2 separate regions of the Homo sapiens genome follow, and region 1 is linked to region 2. Evidence: chromatin contacts called from ENCODE Hi-C data. All regions are on one chromosome and are shown on one strand. Each heading gives the region's core, a stretch centred on a gene start or an enhancer-like site at or near the end of the contact. The rest is flanking DNA. Distances are from core to core; before and after follow the strand shown.

What was found. A loop is a pair of places that touch in the nucleus more often than their neighbours do. Pooled maps may share reads with other maps.
Region 1: a loop to region 2 is called in a map of IMR-90, with 3 times the contacts of the local background. The contact joins the promoter of CDH6 here to the enhancer-like site in region 2. A Hi-C loop is called at or near these places in 2 of 168 maps with a recorded cell type or tissue (Caco-2 and IMR-90) and 2 of 50 pooled maps.

The regions. Positions count from the first base shown.
Region 1 is chr5:31,192,065-31,194,964 of GRCh38, reverse strand. It overlaps CDH6 (cadherin 6), which reads right to left and starts at 1,279. Exons shown (of 12, transcript NM_004932.4): 1 at 1,079-1,279.
Region 2 is chr5:31,106,052-31,109,028 of GRCh38, reverse strand. No RefSeq gene overlaps it. Among named protein-coding and RNA genes, the nearest start is that of CDH6, 86 kb to the left of the region's middle. Within about 2 kb of position 1,713, at least 2 of the 41 ENCODE cell types and tissues checked have a DNase peak (open chromatin) inside an H3K27ac peak, as active enhancers do; they include IMR-90, where a contact is called at or near this core.

The sequences.
Region 1 (2,900 bases), core at 30-2,529, 86 kb before region 2:
TTAACTCCCCATAAAATATGGATTTTATTGCAGCAGTGACACTTCTTAGCACCACGCTGACCTCTCCAGCATCTCCCATCTCGAGATCTACGGTAACTCATGACAGAATATCTAACTACGGAAGAAGTAATCTCAGCTCTGCAACTGCTGCAGTCCACAACATTGCAGCGTCCCTTTTTATTAAATTCTGGGATTAACGCATTGGGGGCTCCAATTTTCCAGCATCTGGCACCGAAAACCAAGCGCACTCCAACCACTCTCCAATCAGTCCGGGGAAGGCTTTATCCCCCAGATTTGAGCCTGGCCAGCCGTGGAGGAGCACGAGCGAACTGCGCCTTCCATATGACTTTTCCCTGGACAGTGTGCTCCATTTTCGGAGTCCAGTGTTGGACTTTCCTTGCAACCTAAGCATTTCTGTCCTAGATGAGCCGGCAGGCGTTGCCCGGAACGTGCAAGCTAACAGTTTTCTTTAGCTCCTTCTACCAGCCAAATCGTCTCTTTAGTTTAAGTTTTCCTTACTGGGAGCATTCCAGAGTTTTCAGACTACCTGATTTTCTGCTTTACCCCAAAAGCTAAGAAATGTAACTCAGCCCAAGCAGTCACCACGCAGACCCTTATGATGCGGGCAGGTGGAGATAAATCAAGCCCCAAACGGCTCGGCGGGACCTGCACGCACCAGCGCCCTTTGGTAATTGACCAGCCAACTTTGCAAATGCCAGAGCTCCCCTGGCAGCCTCTGCCGGCGTAGAGAAAGGCAGCGGGTTCTTCTGCGGCGGCCCGCTTCCCGGTGCCCCCACCCAGCCCCACGGCGGATCGGTCTTACCAGGAGGCGGAGGAGCGGTGCCCAGGCTCCCCGGGAAGCGGCGTCGGTCCTGAGCAGCGGCAGCAGCGCCGCCCGCGCAGCCGGACCCGCGCGCCCGCCCCGACCCGGGCTCGCAGGCTGAGAGCATCCCTCCCAACTCCGGCGCGGCACCCACCGGGCGGAGAGGGCTCTCTCTCTGATTGGCTTCTATCAACGCTACAGAATTAAAAAAAAAAAAAGGGAGATGTATGCATAGCCAACGGAGCCCGAACCCACCTCTGCTCGCCTTCCTGCGCCCGCGGAGACCCTGCGACCCGCCCAGGCTGCTCCTGCCTCCGCCGCCGCCGCCGCCGCGGTCGCCGGCTCTGCCGTTCTTGCTGTCGCGGCTGAAACTGCAGCTCTTGGGATGCGAAGGTTACGGGCTCGGGAGAGCTGGCTCTTGTGGGCACACACTGATTTGCAAGTGAATGAAGTGGGAGGGAGCAAAGAGAGGAGGACTTTGTTAAAGAGGCCCAGTGCCTGCCCCCGCCCGCCCCCTCCCCTTGACAGAATGACTCCCAGTGTTTGAAGTCCTGAGCAATTCGCTCCCTGGAACACTCCTTCAGCCCCAGGCTTTCCCTTGCTTTCTTTCTTTCTTTCTTTCTTTCTTTTTTTTGTTGGAGGGGGTTTAAGATATACTCAGAACTTGTATGACTCCGTCTGTTTCCTCTTTTGTACTATCAAAATGCACCTTGTGCTATTATCAGCAATGGTCTGATGTTCTTTTTTTTTCACCGACCAAGCAATTACAATTCCCAGGGACACAGTACCTCGTCACTCTATCAGTTGGCCAGCTTCGTGTGATAGCACGTATAACATGCACACACATAAAACAAGCCGGTCTCCTGAGATGACAATACCGATGGCTTTTCTTTACAACATAAACAGGCGTTCTCCAGATGCAAGCAGACATGGATAGATTCATACATGTCTTTCCTTCTCTCCTCCCAGGAAGACACGCTTTCACGTAGCCCCATGATCTCTGTTACTCTTTTGGAGTGACCCCAGGATGTCGTAGCATGAAGCCATGCTTCCCTGGGCTTGCAGAAACACTGAAAACCCAAACCCTTCAGGCTTGCCAATGACTTATGACTGATGCCATCGTTCTAAATGAATTGATACAAGCATACAAAAGACTTGCAGAAGAGGGGTGTACAATGATATTCAAGGTCTGCTTAACGTTCGAAGATCCTTCTGGAAAGTTGCCGAAGTTGGATAACCTTCAAATTAAACTCTTTAGTACACATAGCTGTTTGAATGGCTAGATTGATAGTTACAAAGAGGTAATATCTAATGTTAAGGTACTAAGCCACAAAAATGTGAAACATGTCAAAGTACCATTAAATGAGAGTAATGATTTTCTACATAGGAGACATAGGCATGATGGAGTCAGCCACTGTTGGATTAGGAAAATTAAATCTAATTACCACAGTGATTGCACCCAGGGTCACTAGCCTCCCAAACCAGCTGTTCGCCTGTGCTGCAAGTTCTCAGGGAGATTTCCATTGCACAGAGCTCTAAGAAATGCCAGGCTGCTTGGCCTCTGAGTAGTTAAACTGGCTGGAGGTTGGTCCTGTTCCCAACTGAGCTCTTACTAGAAAACCTTTTGTTTCTCCAATAGAAGTTCAGGCATTTAAATAAAGCCCAAATCAAAAGTATTCCTTTAGGCAGCCAGTGCTTCAAAGAAGTGTGCATGGAATGGTTTTAGCACAGATGTTCTGCACATGGAAGATGGAAAGATTTGAGTTTCTTTCTGGAAAAGACCTTCCCCAAATGAAGAATTGCTACCAATTTGTGAGAAGAGGCTGAACATTTTCTTTTTATAGAGCTCTTTAAACACGTATGAAGTAAGAATGGGGGAGAAGAAAGCTGCTTTAGATTCATAGTCCATTCGTCAGATTATGAATTTCTTATACATTTAATTGGAAATATTAGCTCTGTGTGTCTGTGTAGTCCTTTACTGTTTACAAAGTACTTTTGTAGACTATTTTATTTAATTCATCCTTCAATAAGTGGTGTCATATTTTCCCAATTAAGACAGAGAAAACAGACTGATGAA
Region 2 (2,977 bases), core at 464-2,963:
TTCAGTCTTCAGCATTAAGACAGATTATTTTATCTTCCCCTTCTATCTCTTTAATTTTAATTTCAGTTCAAGATATCCACAATTTTAGGATCCTAAGGCCAAATGTTTTAAAGATCTTCATATTTCCGAGAAGTGTATTGGAGAGGTCTCCCCTTGAGTTTGTGGTGCCTGATGAGAAAACCAGTGGATTGTTCATGCCCAGGGGCACTTTATTTCTTTAAATTGACCCTAAGTAGCAACACTAGGACTGTGGTGGAAGCCAGATATCAAAACGAGTTTTGTCTAATGAAGCTTCAGTTTTAATATTAGAAGCTGGAGGTAGTGCCCAAAGGTTGCAAAGTTGGAAAAACAAATCTCTGACTCGCTCAAGCTGAAAGTATGAAGTGCATAAGGACTTAAGGCTGATTCAAGCGTGTATCTATGACCCATGCTTACAGGTGCTTATGAAGTGAACTCATATTTTTAAAGCCCCTGTTTGAAAACTAGTTGTAATTTATTTAAGGGGTGTCTGATCCTTAAGTCCATGACCCATTTCACTAGGCCCATTCCACATAAAGATCTAGACTCTGAAATAACGTTTTTTAAACTGTAGCAGGATGACCCCATTCATGAGTTGTAAAATCAATTCAGTGGGTCATGATCAGTAGGGTTTTTTTTTAAAGGAAGTCTAATAAAGTTAAATCAAATAGAAAGTGTCAGAGGGGATCATGCATTGTAAAGCTTACAACAGTTTCATCAAAATTTTCTATCAGTTATATGACTATAGTGTGTGTGATACCATGATGTAAAATACTTTTCTCACAATGGGGTCAAAAATCTGTGAAAGCCACCAGAGAATATTGGATTGGGTTGGATTGGGTTCATCTGACATAAAATGAAGAATAATTTACAGAGAGAATTTTCCCAAGGATATAAGGACCAGTCCCCAAATAGGCACAAGTCAAATTGTCCCTTAACTTTGTGAAGTAGGAAACCGCTGAAACACAGAAGAGAAGGCAGTGGACTCTATAATTCACAATTCCCTTAAACATAGCCCGACAGTCTTTGCCACTGCTAAAACATAACTTGTTTAAAGGTGTTTTGATCTCTCCAGCAGAAGTTAAGCTGCTTGAGGTAGAAGTGGCCGTATAACTTTTCTGTATGTCTTGTAATATGAAGAACTTAGTACTCATATGAAACATTTTTGCTAATTGACCAATTGAAAAAATACAGAGGTGGGTAACTAAAGAAGATGAGATCTAGCCTGTATTATTTTAACTAGCTCAGCATTATAACCCTGTAGCTTTGCCCATCATCCCTGCCCGTCAGTAGCATACCCATCAACTTTCTATCGTGTGTGTTTTTAAGCCAAATCTGTTTGGAATTTATTAAAAAAATAGGCCATGAGATAGTTATCAGTTATGAAAAGCACCTTTCAAAAATTACAAATAGCTTATCACAATCAATTCCAGTTTTTTAACCCTCAAATCTCTGATTCCATCAGGGAAAGAGATCCCTTTCTTCTAGCTTGATTTGTTTTTCTTCATTATGGCAAAGTTGGAATGCAGAGGAGGTAGAAATGGTTTTAAGTTTCTGTTTGGATTCTTTTCATCTAACTCAGGTTTAGGATCAGTTCCTCCTTTACAATCCAAAGTCATCGAGTTAAATTAAACAAGAGATTCCTGAGAAGGGGAAGCCAAGCATGACTAAAACTTTGTCTCAGACACATGTCAAGCTCGGTTAGAAATTAGACCTCCCTTAGTTACTGCCAGGAAAGAAGGAAGTCTCTTTTAGTATGACCCAGCAGGAGTGAGCAGGTCTCATGTTAGTTTTAAGTGATTTACTTTTGTATTTCTCTTTTGTAGTTCACAGCAGGTCCTTTTAGGAGGAATAAAAGGGCTCACTCTGCAATCTGCCTTTATTGTTTCACAGAAGAGTGGAAGCAAAACATATTTCAATCAGAAGAATTATACCTGAGTGCTATAAATGTTTCCATAGACAACAGGGAAAGCCCTGATACATTTAAGGTCGGGGCTGATATTTTCCGAGAAAAAGTGATGATCAACCCAGTGGGGAAATAAAATCATCTACTGTTCCAAGTGAATTATCTCATTGGGTGGTAATGACGAGAAAAGGCCAGAAATTCCAGAGATTAGCTACCACAGATAAGATTCCCAGACTTCTAAAGAAAAAAAAAAGACATTGCTAGGATACACAGGGACTCCTATGGAACTTGAGTGCCACTGTTTTATAGTGCAGCCACCTTTCTATTGATTAGTATTAATGAAATGAGAGGGCCCCACGTTGATGGATTATCAAAGACTACCTAATCCTGCTTTTTACTATTTAATCTTTCTTGTTGCTATGGTTAGAAATATGTGCAAACTAAATCCTTGTTTCTTCTTTCACTTGACCTTATTCTGATTCATCAAATTGATTCTCTTACACTCTGAACTATGCCAATTATTGTGTCTGTCAAGCCATACATTCATTAGAGTACTGGGGCTAATGGACATGCTGTTTAAGAGCACATTCATCTTTAGAAATACGGTAAAAGCTAATTCTTTTGGCTCAGCAAATCTCAGGTTGACATCTTGCCACTCTTCTGCTGCCAGGAATATCTGATGACTTAATGAAGCAAAGATCTTAAGCACACAACTCAGTGGCTTATTCAATATCAAGGTTTGCACTAGAGTCCGTGAAAAGGGATTAACACTTTCAGTTCTACAAAAGCCCAGGCAATGAGTTAAAACACCAGAGGACTCCCAGAATGGACAGTTCATCAGAAGGATTACAGAGTAACTTGTACTTCATGAGTCCATTGATCTTCCTTTTCATATGGTATTTAAAAAATAATCTTTTGTATGCCGGTGGTAATGCAACTGGATTAGTGGAGCTAACGGGCTGTGACTATTTAAATATTAATTGGGACAGCAATGTCTAAATCAGTGGTTCTCAACCCTGACTGCATATTAGAAATCACCTAGGGAGTTTTTAA